Regions from separate parts of the Homo sapiens genome. Here region 1 is linked to region 2. Evidence: chromatin contacts called from ENCODE Hi-C data. All regions are on one chromosome and are shown on one strand. Each heading gives the region's core, a stretch centred on a gene start or an enhancer-like site at or near the end of the contact. The rest is flanking DNA. Distances are from core to core; before and after follow the strand shown.

Region 1 (3,559 bases), core at 447-2,946, 1.5 Mb before region 2:
TTTAAATCCTCAAGAATCCAGACCAGTTGCCTTATTTAAACCTACACCACACGTTCTGGAAGAGCTGTAGAAAAGGGATAGAGAATCAGCCCTGGCTGCAGGGCCTGCAGATTTGGTGGTGGTACCTTTCCCTCCCTCCGTTTGAGTCCTAAGCACTTTGCTTCTGCCCTAACCAGGCACTTCTTACTTTCCACAGGTCTTTCTATGGAGCATGAGGTCCTACACGTTAATTCGGAAGCTAGAGGGCCATCAAAGCAGTGTTGTCTCTTGTGACTTCTCCCCCGACTCTGCCCTGCTTGTCACGGCTTCTTACGATACCAATGTGATTATGTGGGACCCCTACACCGGCGAAAGGCTGAGGTCACTCCAGTAAGGACTGAATCCCTGCTATGACTTTTTTGTGGGGGGACTGATGAGGAACCTGCCTGGGATTAGACATGTCTCTTTTAGAATCTGGGACATGGGAGGGGACAAGCTGGATAAAAAGGCACAGTGGGTCTCTTTTGAGACGGAGTCTCGCTCTGTCACCCAGGCTGGAGTGCAGTGGCGCAATCTTGGATCACTGCAACCTCCACCTCCCGGGTTCAAGCGATTCTGCTGCCTGAGCCTCCCGAGTAGCTAGGACTACAAGCGTGCGCCACCAGGCCTGGCTAATTTTTGTATTTTTATTAGAGATGGGGTTTCACCATGTTGGCCAGGCTAGTCTCAAACTCCTGACCTCAGGTGATCCACCGCCTCAGTCTCCCAAACTGCTATTATAGGCATGAGCCACTGCGCCTGGCCTGGTTCATTGCTTCTTAGTGATGCCTTGTCAATTAAGCCCTCTCAAGTAGCTTTGAGTGTCTTCCAGTCTCCTGATTCAGGTGGCTGTGTGTACTTCTTCGGAATCAGCATTATGAAGCCTCAATATGACTCTTTATTTCCATTTACTAATAACTGTAGTAACAAGTTCAGAAAGAGCCTCTTATCGAAACTGTGCTTTCCAAAATGAGTTTCATGTTCTCACAAACTTGGTCTCCTTTTTCCTTTTGTGTCTGTTGTTTTATGAAGCAAATAATAGGCAGTCCTATAATTATCATGTATCTTAGCCTAAAAAAGACTTGCAGTTTCTACTGTGGCATTAAAGTGAGGGCTGACCTACTTTGCATAAGCAAATTAGCACAAGGAAGTGTTAGTAACCCTTCATCCACAGGACACCTGGAGCCTTCTGAGATACCCTTTTTTTTCCCAGTGTGCAAATCCCAAGCTTTTCCACGAGGGGCACACAATGCATCTTGAGCCCTTTTGTAGCCAGGGCAGTTTGGCTTCCTGCCTAGGGTGATGATGGAGGGTGGAGAGCAGCCATCACTCCAGGCCTGCCATCCTGTTTCTTTCCTTCCCAGCCACACCCAGGTTGACCCCGCCATGGATGACAGTGACGTCCACATTAGCTCACTGAGATCTGTGTGCTTCTCTCCAGAAGGCTTGTACCTTGCCACGGTGGCAGATGACAGGTAACGAAGAGAACTCTCTTTACATGGCCTCAGAACAAGTGCTTGCAAGTAATGGCAGCAAGGCCCTCTTGGTCTGGCCCTGGGTCAGCTAATATCCAGATGTTCTCTCTCCCCATCCAGACTCCTCAGGATCTGGGCCCTGGAACTGAAAACTCCCATTGCATTTGCTCCTATGACCAATGGGCTTTGCTGCACATTTTTTCCACATGGTGGAGTCATTGCCACAGGGTATGTATTTGTTAGCTGAACAGATGGGTGGTGCTTTCTGCTGAGTATACCATGGAGCTTTTTAAGGAAAGAAACCATCTAGAATTTTCTTGCCTATGAGGAAAGCTTTAAGGCAATTCAAGATTATATAAAACTCAAATGATCGATTTTGCTAATAACGGTGTCCCATTTTCTCTGAATATTTAACCTAAATGTAATTAAAGATCTGTAAGTCATGCCACCTAATGGGCCAAGTTCACAAGGGAGAATAAAATTGAGATGATGCATAATATATGGGAAACCATTTAGGGCTAAAAGACCACTTTACAGGTAACATCTATAATTCAGTAGGTGGCACTCTTCCCCCTTATACTTTTGAACTAACTGTGGTCAGATTTAGAAAGGGCTGTGCCGAGAGAGAGACAGAGAGAGCGCTTTGGTATCACAGGTGTCTTGAGTTTTTCTAATCCTATCAGCAGCTTTAATTATTCAGCACCACAATTTTACATCCATTTCCACAGTCAGGGTTACATTTCACTCTCCGAAGTCTCCTGCTCTTTGCAGTCAAAACAGAAACATGAGTATTCATCCTCATGAAAACATGAACATCCAAGCTCTGTCTTAGCATCGGTTTCTGTTTCATTTTAGGACAAGAGATGGCCACGTCCAGTTCTGGACAGCTCCTAGGGTCCTGTCCTCACTGAAGCACTTATGCCGGAAAGCCCTTCGAAGTTTCCTAACAACTTACCAAGTCCTAGCACTGCCAATCCCCAAGAAAATGAAAGAGTTCCTCACATACAGGACTTTTTAAGCAACACCACATCTTGTGCTTCTTTGTAGCAGGGTAAATCGTCCTGTCAAAGGGAGTTGCTGGAATAATGGGCCAAACATCTGGTCTTGCATTGAAATAGCATTTCTTTGGGATTGTGAATAGAATGTAGCAAAACCAGATTCCAGTGTACTAGTCATGGATCTTTCTCTCCCTGGCATGTGAAAGTCAGTCTTAGAGGAAGAGATTCCACTTGCACGGCAACAGAGCCTTACGTTAAATTTTCAGTCCAGTTATGAACAGCAAGTGTTGAACTCTTTCTGCTTGTTTTGATTCAAAGTGCAGTTACTGATGTTGTTTTGATTATGCAACTAAGTAGGCCTCCAGAGCCTCTCTAGTGGCAGAGCAGCTCACACTCCCTCCGCTGGGAACGATGGCTTCTGCCTAGTACCTATCCTTGTGTTTCTGATGCAGTGGTAGCATTGGTTCAAGTTCTCTCCTGCTGTGGTCAGAGTTGCTTCGATGTTGGCCAAGTGCTTTTCTTCTTGGGCTCCCTTCTGACCTGCAGGACAGTTTTCCTGGAGCCATTTGGTATGAGGTATTAATTTAGCTTAACTAAATTACAGGGGACTCAGAGGCCGTGCTCCTGACCGATCCAGACACTATTACTGGCTTTTTTTTTTTTTTTTTAACAATGGTGTGCATGTGCAGGAAATGACAAATTTGTATGTCAGATTATACAAGGATGTATTCTTAAACCGCATGACTATTCAGATGGCTACTGAGTTATCAGTGGCCATTTATTAGCATCATATTTATTTGTATTTTCTCAACAGATGTTAAGGTACAACTGTGTTTTTCTCGATTATCTAAAAACCATAGTACTTAAATTGAACAGTTGCAAAGATGTCTTAATTGTGTAAAGAATTGGTGTAGTCATGACTTTAGCTGATACTCTTATGTACGAGATCTGTCTCTGCTGTTTAACTTCATTGGATTAATCAGCTGGTTTCAACTCTACTGCGAAACAAAAATAGCTCCTTAAAAGTACTGTTCTCCTTCAGTGGCATGTAGTTATCTAATCAAGACA
Region 2 (3,446 bases), core at 693-3,192:
ATTGCTATGCCGTTTTTTTTTTTTTTTTTTTTTTTTTACAAAGAAAGAACAGCGGAGCAAGGTGGCCATTTTATTTTCTCAAAGCCACACTACCTGCTGCTACACAGGACATAAAAGTGCAAAATTCCACCAGGAAGGGAAACAAAACAGTCTTGAGACAGCCATGTCTCAGAGGTGAAGATTGGAGGAGATTTTAATATAGGGTGTGAATTCCAATTCACATCTCTTCCAACGGGACCTCTTTCCGAAGTCCCGGGAACTAACATTCATCAACACCTCTGACATCCCAGAGGATCGCAACATTCCTGCCAAGGGTTATTACTCCCATTTCCCAGATGAAGAGATTGAGTCCCTGCAGCACGCAATTAGACAGTAGCAGAACCAGAATTTGAACTCTGATCCACCCCGATTCTGGGACCTGTGGAGCTCCAGGTACCGAGAGCTGGCTCTCGCCTGGGGCCTTGGAGTCTGGGTAGCTGGATGCTGGGAGAGGCTGCGGAGGTAAGGGCCCAGGGGCTGAGGTTGCAGCGGCTGCCCGGGAATGCGGCCCTTGCACGCCCACTTTTTAACACAGTGCCATCCCTGACAGACACCCTTGTCCTTTTCCTGTGCTGCCCTTCGTAACACCATAAATAAAGCCTTAGAGTAACGTGACCTGAGCCAGGCAGTAAATGATGGCACTGTCAGTTGTACACGACTGTTGAAACAAACACAGACTGTAATCATCGTGCTGTACGGGGAGAAAGACATTTGGCAAATGAGATTCCATTTTCACATTGGTTTGTGCTGAGCATATAAATTTCCTGCGGGCCGGCCAGCATTGGGGATGTGTAATTGATTGCCTGCATTATAATAAACAAGCTGTGACAGGTGATCATTCATCATATTCCGCTGAACGTTCCAGCACACCAGAAAACGGAGGAAGAGAGGGAACGCGCGAGCAAGGGGAGAGGAGAGGAGGAACCTGGGGGAGGGGAGGGGGTCGGAAAGACCGAGTATTCCCGACAGACAGAAAAACCAGGGGAGGGGCGGGGGAGGGAATCCGCTGAGCGGGCGGGGGAAAGTGAAAGCAATTACTATAATTCTTTTGATTATCTAATTTGTTCTTTCTGGCCTTCGTTATATGACCCTCCCCCCCTCCCCCCACTCCAACATAGAAGGTCCCCCACGGGGACTTGGGAAGGCACAGAGAACGCTCCCTCCACGATCGAGGGAAGGAAGGGGGGAGGCAGGTGGGGGAGGGGCCGCGTCTAGTTGTAACCGGAGTAGATACATTCGGGAAAACCTGGGGGGAGAAGGAGGAGGAGGAGGGGAGGAGCGTGTGCAGGACTTAGCTTTGCTCTTGCACTGAGATGCCTCCAGTCGGATGGATAGGAACCAGCCTCTTTAAATACATTTTTTTAAAGGGTGTCTGAAAAACAAGTGAAAAGTTCCTTTTATTGGAGAAAAAGGACAGCATCCAAGTTGGCATCAGATGTGGTTCCACAAGCCTGTCATATGGTGCTCTCATTCCTCCCCCTCGCTCCCTCCGCCCCGCCCCAGCTCCCACCTCCCCACCCCCACTGCAGCCCCAGCCTCTCTGTCTCTCTCTCTGTGCCCTTGGCCCGGGGCTGGGGGTCGAACAGCAACTGCTGGGAAGCACCCTCCTCTCCAGGAGCTCCCACCTAGACAGACAGAAGGCGGAGGTACACTGGCATATGAAGGACAGAAAGACAAATGCAGAGCTCTCGAGCCAGCACACGCATTAAATAAGTACTTACATTATGCAAAAGCCAAGGGCCTCAACAAGGGGGTGAATGAAGAAGGGGGACAAGGAGGGCTGCGTCCCAGACTAGTTTCCCCAGCTCTCACCCTGCCAATTTCCAGCCCCCGCCTCCCTATCCCGCAAGCGTCCTCCCATTCCCTCCCTGGTACCAAGCGCTTAGAGCAGGTGGGAGCCTCGGACCCAGAAGGCTGGGAGCTGAGGAGGCGTGGCTTGCGCTAACATCGGGGGCGGGGCCTGGCTGGGGCTTAGTCGGGGCGGGGCCCACGCCGGAGGGGGCGGGGCGAGCACAGAAGAAAGAGCGTTAGGGGCTCCTTTGCCACTCGTTGCACGCTGCTTCCCAGAGTCTTCTGCTATTTCATCGTAGCCTTAACAACTGGAATCTGTCGCCTTCGAGATGTTCCTAAAGTCACTGCTTTGGGAGAATCTGTTCAAGGGACCTGCTTTCCAAAAGCAATGACATCAGCCCAGCAACGTGATCTGTGTTGTCCTTGAAGGATTAACAACTCATTTGGGTCTCCCAAGAGCCCTAGGAGGTAGCCAGGGCAGGTGCTGTTGTCCCCGTCTCACAACGACCTATGAAGTGCATGTTGGGGCCTTGATTTTACAGGGGAAGGAACACAGGCACAAAGAAACGAAGTTACTCTCTCGGGATCTGGCAATGAAAAAGTCAAAATTTGAAGCCAGGGGTCTTCTGACCTGTTCTTCAGCATCCCTATGAGAACATATACTTTCTCCCTCCAACACTCTCCTCCCATCCATAAGTGCATACAGGTGCTGAATAGGAGGGGCAGAGTTGAGTCTATATTGAATGATTGTGCATCCAGATCCTCACTAAGCCCTCTTGGTTTTGCCTGACACACGTGGCTCACTGTGTGCCCCCTGGTCCAGGCCACCTGCATCTTCCTCCTGGACCACTGTCCCCGCCTCATCACTGGCCTTCCTCTTAATGCTGTTCTCACTCCCATCCACTACCCACCAGCAGCCATGATGATCAATGATGGTCACCATCCATACCCTGTATCAACTGTCTCTCTAGCGCCATCTTTTTTTTTTTTTTTTTTTTTTTTTTAAAGACATGGTCTCCCTCTGTTGCCCAGGCTGGAGTGCAGCAGTGTGATCGTAGCTCACTGCAGCCTTGAATTCCTGGACACAAGCAATCCTCCTGCCTCAGCTTCTTGAGTAGCTGGGACCACAGGTGCTTGCCCCCATGCCCAGCTAATTTTTATTTTTATTTCTGTAGAGATCAAATCTCATCATGTTGCCCAGACTAGTCTTGAACTCCTGGCCTCAAGCTTCCCCAGTTGCTGGGGATTACAGGTGTGAGCTGCCACACCTCTTGCCTTAGCTTCCCCAGTTGCTGGGATTACAGGTGTGAGCTGCCACCATCTTTTTTTTTTTTTTATTTGTTTGTTTTGTTTTGTTTTTTGGAGGCAGAGTCTCATTCTGTCATCCAGGATGGAGTGCAGTGGCATGATCTTGGCTCACTGTAACCTCTGTCTCCCAGGTTCAAGTGATTCTCCTGCCTCAGCCTCCCGAGTAGCTGGGATTACAGGTGCCTGCCACCACGCCTGGCTAATTTTTGTATTTTTAGTAGAGACAGGGTTTCACCATGTTGGCCAAGCTGGTCTTGAACTCCTGACCTCAGGTGATCCACCCACCTTGGCCTCCCAGACTGCTGGGA

The links. A loop is a pair of places that touch in the nucleus more often than their neighbours do. Pooled maps may share reads with other maps.
Region 1: a loop to region 2 is called in a map with no recorded cell type, with 22 times the contacts of the local background. The contact joins the enhancer-like site here to the promoter of LINC00173 in region 2. A Hi-C loop is called at or near these places in 3 of 37 single-sample maps with no recorded cell type and 2 of 50 pooled maps.

Annotation. Positions count from the first base shown.
Region 1 is chr12:118,033,148-118,036,706 of GRCh38, reverse strand. WSB2 (WD repeat and SOCS box containing 2) reads left to right here. Exons shown (of 9, transcript NM_018639.5): 6 at 197-369; 7 at 1,383-1,493; 8 at 1,614-1,721; 9 at 2,349-3,559. The coding sequence ends at 2,511. It also overlaps a transcript of RFC5 not described here. Among named protein-coding and RNA genes, the nearest start is that of RFC5, 18 kb to the right of the region's middle. RefSeq lists enhancers at 975-1,024, 1,035-1,094. Within about 2 kb of position 1,696, at least 4 of the 41 ENCODE cell types and tissues checked have a DNase peak (open chromatin) inside an H3K27ac peak, as active enhancers do.
Region 2 is chr12:116,531,931-116,535,376 of GRCh38, reverse strand. LINC00173 (long intergenic non-protein coding RNA 173) reads right to left here and starts at 1,942. Exons shown (of 3, transcript NR_027346.1): 1 at 1,761-1,942. RefSeq lists an enhancer at 33-567 and silencers at 1,976-2,025, 1,930-2,131.